Linked DNA regions of Homo sapiens: region 1 is linked to region 2. The links are chromatin loops, found by intact Hi-C in ENCODE. Cell type or tissue: dorsolateral prefrontal cortex. All regions are shown on one strand. Links, peaks and the distances in the headings refer to the core of each region. The heading gives the core; the rest is flanking DNA.

Region 1 (2,910 bases), core at 133-2,632, 92 kb before region 2:
TCTCAGACTTCATATACCCTTAGGATTTCTCACCTTCCACTTAAGAAATGACCACCCCACCCCTGTGTTTATTTATTAGTGACTCAAGAACTTTTATAAGCCAATTACAATGAACAAACAGCTCTTATTGTAAGGCAATAAACAACAGTAAACCCTGACCTTATCTAAATTCATTGCTCTAAGCCACAGACCTGCAGGGAATAGTTACATTTACAACTCACCCTTGGTAAGCCAGTGTGGTGGCTCACACCTGTAATCCCAGCACTTTGGGAGGCAGAAGCCAGTGGATCACGAGGTCAGGAGTTCGAGACCAGCCTGGCCAATATGGTGAAATCCCACGTCAACTAAAAATACAAAAAAAAAAAATTAGCCAGGCGTGGTGGCACACACTTGTAGTCCCAGCTACTTGGGAGGCTGAGGCAGAAGAATCACTTGAACCCAGGAGGCAGAGGTTGCAGTGAGCCAAAATTGTACCACTGCACTCCAGCCTGGGTGACAGAGAAAGACTCCATCAAAAAAAAAAAAACAAAAAAAACAACTCACCGTTGGTTAGGATTGAAGATTTATAGGCACACTAGTCCAGCTGTCTTTGGGGAACTTGAGGAACCAATAGTGCCAAAATACCAAGTATGGAAAGCCAAAGAACTCATATCAGTCAGAGTTACCTTTGGTCTTTCATGGTGTGGGCAGGGGCAGGGGAAGTGGAGGTATAGAGGAAAGAGAGAATCAGAGAAAAATCCATGTTTATCCAAACCCCTTTTTCCCAGGACATTTGAGTATGTAGTACATTATAGACAATTTCTCCTCCAGGTATATAAACCAATAAAATAAATGGAAAATCATTATTGTCCAGTGAAACATGGCAGACTGTACACTCACATTTATCTCTATTCTCACAAAAACAAACTCAGCAAAGAAATTTTTAAATGACATAAACACACAAAGACAAACAGAGCATTAGACAAAGACACAGTAAATGAGAGAAATAAACAATATTAAGAGAAAGCTGAAACCTAAACCTACAGGAAAAACAGATCAACGAGTCTGAGAATCCCAGAAAGACTCAGCCTTTGGGGGCAACTGGTTCCTCCGAAGGTGGGAGTGCTGGGCAGGCCTGAAAACAGGAGGACTGGTTGAAACTTCGTATAAAAACCAAGTTAGATCTCTTCCGGTTCTTCTCCTCTTAACCCTCCTTGCCAGGCAGCTGTCCGTGCCCCACTCCTGCAGGATTCTGCCTGGGAGAGGGAGATCTGGCACAGCTGGAAGAAAGACGGACGGATGGTGGCACTGAAGACCATCTCTACACTGTTTCCCTCCTACAACTGGCTTTTGGCGCATTAGCAGCTAGGCTTGTAGCACCCAGGGGCGAATGGAAGAATTTTTCTCTGAGAAAACTGATAAACCTATGAAAAATTGGGATCCCATACAATTGAAATGGGAGAGTTCCCTGACCCACCGTGGTACGTGCAACAGGGGTGTGGCTCATTATTTTGCCGCTGCACGCTGGAACTCCTTACGGGAGGGGAAGCACACAGGTGAGCAGATGCAGGAGCCGGGGCGAGCACTTTTGGGCTCTGGCGCCACAGCAGTGTCTAGTGGTGTTACAACGCTCTTTTAGCCCTGCCGTTCCCCTGGAGTTTGGTCTTTCTGCATCCTATCTCCTCTCTGACTGCCCCAGCCGAACTCCTCTCAACATTCAGACGCTTCCTTTCTTCTCTCCATCTCTGCCGTGCCACTCTGCTGCTCTGTCACTCTGCCACTCTTCTGCTTGTGGAGCCTGGGGTTTGGGGTTTATATGGCCACAGGATAGGGGGACATGACAGGCCAAAAGGCAACATTTGGGTGCAAAAACAGGAATGCCTGTTGTCATTTACGGCTGCAGGTCCAAGCTTGAGGGTGGAGCCCTCGCCAGGGACTCCACCCTCCTGCATCCTGTCCATATCACAATCGCCCTGAAGGAAGTCAACAGTTGACTAAGATCCCAGGTAGAATGGCCAGATAAATTCAGATTTCAGATAAACAATGAATAATTTCTTATTATTATGATGTTCATAGTAATATTTGGGACACACTTATATTTTTAAATTATTTATTACTTATCTGAAATTCAAATTTAATTGGGCAGCCTATATTTTATCTGGCATCTCTACTCCCTACCCCGAATTCTGTTCTAGTTGGCTCCTTAGTGCCTCATTCTCATACAGGAATAGAAAGCTAGGAACACACCAGGTATGTGAGGAAAGCCTCCAACCGGAAAGAGAGACCAAAAGCAAGTAAGAGTACAAAGGAACTCAGGAGAAATGAACAATGAAGGAAGCAGAAGAGGCTAAACAAACTGAAAGTATTATCAGAGAGATAAGAGAAAAATTGCTCCATGAAACAGGAACAGCATTCTACTAAAGAAAGAAGGAGGCCGGGCACAGTGGCTCATGCCTGTAATCCCAGCACTTTGGAAGGCCGAGGTGGGCGGATTGCCCCAGCTCAGGAGTTCGAAACCAGCCTGGGCAACATGGTGAAACCCCGTCTCTACTAAAAATGCAAAAAATTAGCCGGGCATGGTGGTGGGCGCCTGTAATCCCAGCTACTCGGGAGGCTGAGGCAGGAGAATCACTTGAACCCGGGAGGCAGAGGTTGCAGTGAGCCAAGATCGCGCCACTGCACTCCAGCTCGGGTGACAGAGCAAAACTCTGTCCCAAAAGAAAAAAAAAAAAGAAGGAAGGGAAAGAGGTTAGTTATGAAACTAAGATAGTTTGAAAATATAGAAATCATTTTTTCAATTATCTCAGTTACAGAAATCCGTTTTCTCAGTTTTCTTAAAAATTTACTAGAAGCGTTGGAAGATACATAGAGGAGTCCTGGTCTGAGATGTTGAAGGCCAAGGTGGATGAGGATCTCCATGTGGGGAATGCC
Region 2 (2,910 bases), core at 320-2,819:
GATATTTCCAGGAATAGCAAAATATGGCTCTCCACATTGTCCTTGTTCATTTTAATTAGCAATGGCAGAGGAAGGGGACTGTAGTAAAACTTTAATGAAATGCTACACACTCTGGGAAGCGTAAGTGGATCTGGTTGCCTAGGGTCTGTTTAAAGTCAGAGAAACTCGGAAGGTTCTGCTAAGTGTTGGCATGTGGGTGCCAAGCTATTTTTGGTAGAATGGTAAACTATGCTAGCATGTTTTTCGATGTTTACCATGCATTTTAGAGAGGTTTCCTGCTAAATGAATTTTCAATTGAGAGCCAGCTCAGGAGTGGGCACAGAAAGATGGAAGGGTAAGAGAAACATTTCCAATGTACCAAGGTATGAGTTGCAGGGCCTCACTTCTTACTTAAAGAGCAAAATGTTGGCTAGGGGTAGTGGTGGAAAGTTCCTGATGCCAGATTTTTGAGGTGAGAGAAAGAAATAGTATCAGCCCTGTACCTGCCACTCTGTTCTTCATCTGCTTCAATTTCAGTTTCAGTATTTACTGAGACCATACTGGGCGCCAGGAAAGACTTATTTTCCTCAAGCCTCACAAGCAGCTAGGTGTTATTACTTTGTCCACTTTCCAGATGAGATGCTGTGATTCCGAGAGGTTAAGGCACTTGCGCCCATGATCATGTAGCTGTAAGTGGCTAAAGCAGAAGTTCTGAATGTTTTCTGACTGCTAACTTGGTGCTCTCTCTACCACAGCATGAGAGATGAACATTCCTTTCTGCTTACGGGTGCCTATCCTGGTAAGGGGGTAGAGAGAGGAGCAGGCTCATCTCCTACCCACCAGGGCTTGCTCCTTCCTCCCATTTGAAAGCAGAACAGGCTGCGGCAGGAGGCATGCAATTGGTGTTTCTGCCGGTCTCCAATCCTAGTGGAAGAAACTGCCTAATTAAAGTCTGCAGCATGCCCAGAAGCTTCCGGGGTTGTTTTCCGTGCAATCCCAGAGCCTGATGATACATATTCTTCATGTTTATGTGGCGGGATACACTGTGCTCCATGAACATGAAGTATTAGTGAGCCAATTTCACCATCTACGCAGCTACAGAGCAACCGGAAGGCATCCCTGTTTTAATTTATGAGGGACCAGCATGCGCAATCAATAGGTGCCCCACAGGTTATTAAAGAGGAGAAAGATGGCTCAGGCAGCCCTGTTTACTAACAGGGAAATGGTCTTCTGGCAGCTTCTGGCTTGCAATGCATTTACATTTCCTTTTCAGGCCAGAAACAGTGGTGTTCCCTTTTCATCTCAGCCCCGAGCCTGAGAACAGGGGGCTGGTGGAGGCTCAGGCAGAATCTGAAAGTGCCCTTCCCTGCACTGTAATCTCAGAGAGAGGATGGGGTGGGGAGTCAGCCCAAAGATTTGTGAAGTCCCTTTGTGTTTTGAGGCCCTGGAGAACAATAGCTTTCCAGGATGGGGGTTGGGATGTAGGGGATGGGAGTGGGTGACTGGGTGTGAGAACAACGAAGCAAAAAGGAATAGGCAACTCCTACCAGGCTGGCTGGAGGGGGAGTGGTCTTTGGTCGGCCTGCCAGTCTCTGGAGAAGTCCTTTTATTCACTGCTTTTGCTTTCTCTTTGTTTTGGGTCCTTTGATTTCAGGAAGCTATGGTTCTTTTGCAGTCTACTTTTTAATAATTCTGGAGGAAGAGGGTAGATTGGATTTTAAAATAAAACAGTAACAGCACTGGGTTATTTAAGTAGAAAGGAAAAAAGTACTTCCCTTCAGTCCACGTTCTGCAGGGCAAGATGGGGTAATACAGCAGTTCTCAAATTTTTTTGTCTCAGGACCCTTGTATATACTCTTAAAATGTATGTAGGTTAGTGGCAGAAAATTTAAAATATTTGTCAATTTTAAGATCACAATAATAAACCCATTACATGTTAATATACATATTTCTATTTAAATTAAATTAAATTAATTAATTTTAGCACAGTGAACTAGATTTAATTTAAAAAAAAAACAGGTAAACTGATTTCTTTTTAAAGAAAGAAAGGCCGGGCTCGGTGGCTCATGCCTGTAATCCCAGCACTTTGGGAGGCCGAGGCGGGCGGATCACGAGGTCAGGAGATCGAGACCATCCTGGCTAACACGGTGAAACCCTGTCTCTACTAAAAATACAAAAAATTAGCTGGGCATGGTGGTGGGCGCCTGTAGCCCCAGCTACTCGGGAGCCTGAGGCAGGAGAAAGGCGTGAACCTGGGAGGCGGAGCTTGCAGTGAGCCGAGATCGCGCCACTCCACTCCAGCCTGGGCGACAGAGCGAGACGCCTTCTCAAAAAAAAAAAAAAAAAAAAAAAAAGAAAGAAAGAAAATCTCTGGTCAGTTAAGGTCACTTCAGCTGCTTTTTAAAGTCGCTTTTTTTGGAATGATGGAAGTTGTCGCCAGGGGGCCCGGCTGTGGTGGGCCTGTGCCCATAGATGGTGGACTTGGAGAAGGAGACCCGCAGGTGGTGGTTCTCCCAGATGTCGTGGTTGTGTAGGGCAATGGGGGTCTGGACCGCCTCCTCCACGGAGCGCATTTGGATCAGCGCCATCTTGCGGTTCTTCTGGAAGAACTTGAATCCTATGACTATGCCCCCATGGCTGGAGGAGAGGACCTTGAGATCTTCCTCGGATACTGAGGGCGGGATGTTGGAGAGGTGCACGGTGGCCGAGGGCGGGAATATGTTCTGGAAGTTCTTGAAGCCTGGCTTCTTGAAGCGGTGCAGGGGCGAGTTGCCATAGTCCTTGGTCAGGCCCTGGTCCTCCCGGCCCTCGCGGGGCAGCTGCACGTTCTGGTGCTTCAAGGGCGTGATACGGATGAGATGCGGATGGGCTTCCCGTGCAGCTTGTGCCAGTTCAGGTGGCTCATGGCCAGCTGGGCCTGGTTGCCGTCCG

The links. A loop is a pair of places that touch in the nucleus more often than their neighbours do. Peaks named below come from ENCODE experiments on the same cell type or tissue, not always from the same donor. Only the 100,000 strongest peaks of a DNase experiment are listed, where the experiment ranks them.
Region 1: it touches region 2 in a loop (9-fold over the local background); 4 of 110 quality-filtered maps call a loop at or near these places.

Annotation. Positions count from the first base shown.
Region 1 is chr14:65,372,218-65,375,127 of GRCh38, reverse strand. It overlaps a transcript of FUT8 not described here. Among named protein-coding and RNA genes, the nearest start is that of MIR4708, 38 kb to the right of the region's middle. In dorsolateral prefrontal cortex, for the core only: a CTCF peak has its summit at 1,274; a DNase peak (open chromatin) is centred at 1,267; H3K4me3 peaks cover 1,431 bases; H3K27ac peaks cover 2,423 bases.
Region 2 is chr14:65,280,707-65,283,616 of GRCh38, reverse strand. It overlaps the pseudogene PTBP1P. Among named protein-coding and RNA genes, the nearest start is that of MIR4708, 53 kb to the left of the region's middle. RefSeq lists enhancers at 1,621-1,690, 1,143-1,711. In dorsolateral prefrontal cortex, for the core only: a CTCF peak has its summit at 1,328; DNase peaks (open chromatin) are centred at 884, 1,436 and 2,560; H3K4me3 peaks cover 1,489 bases; H3K27ac peaks cover 2,500 bases.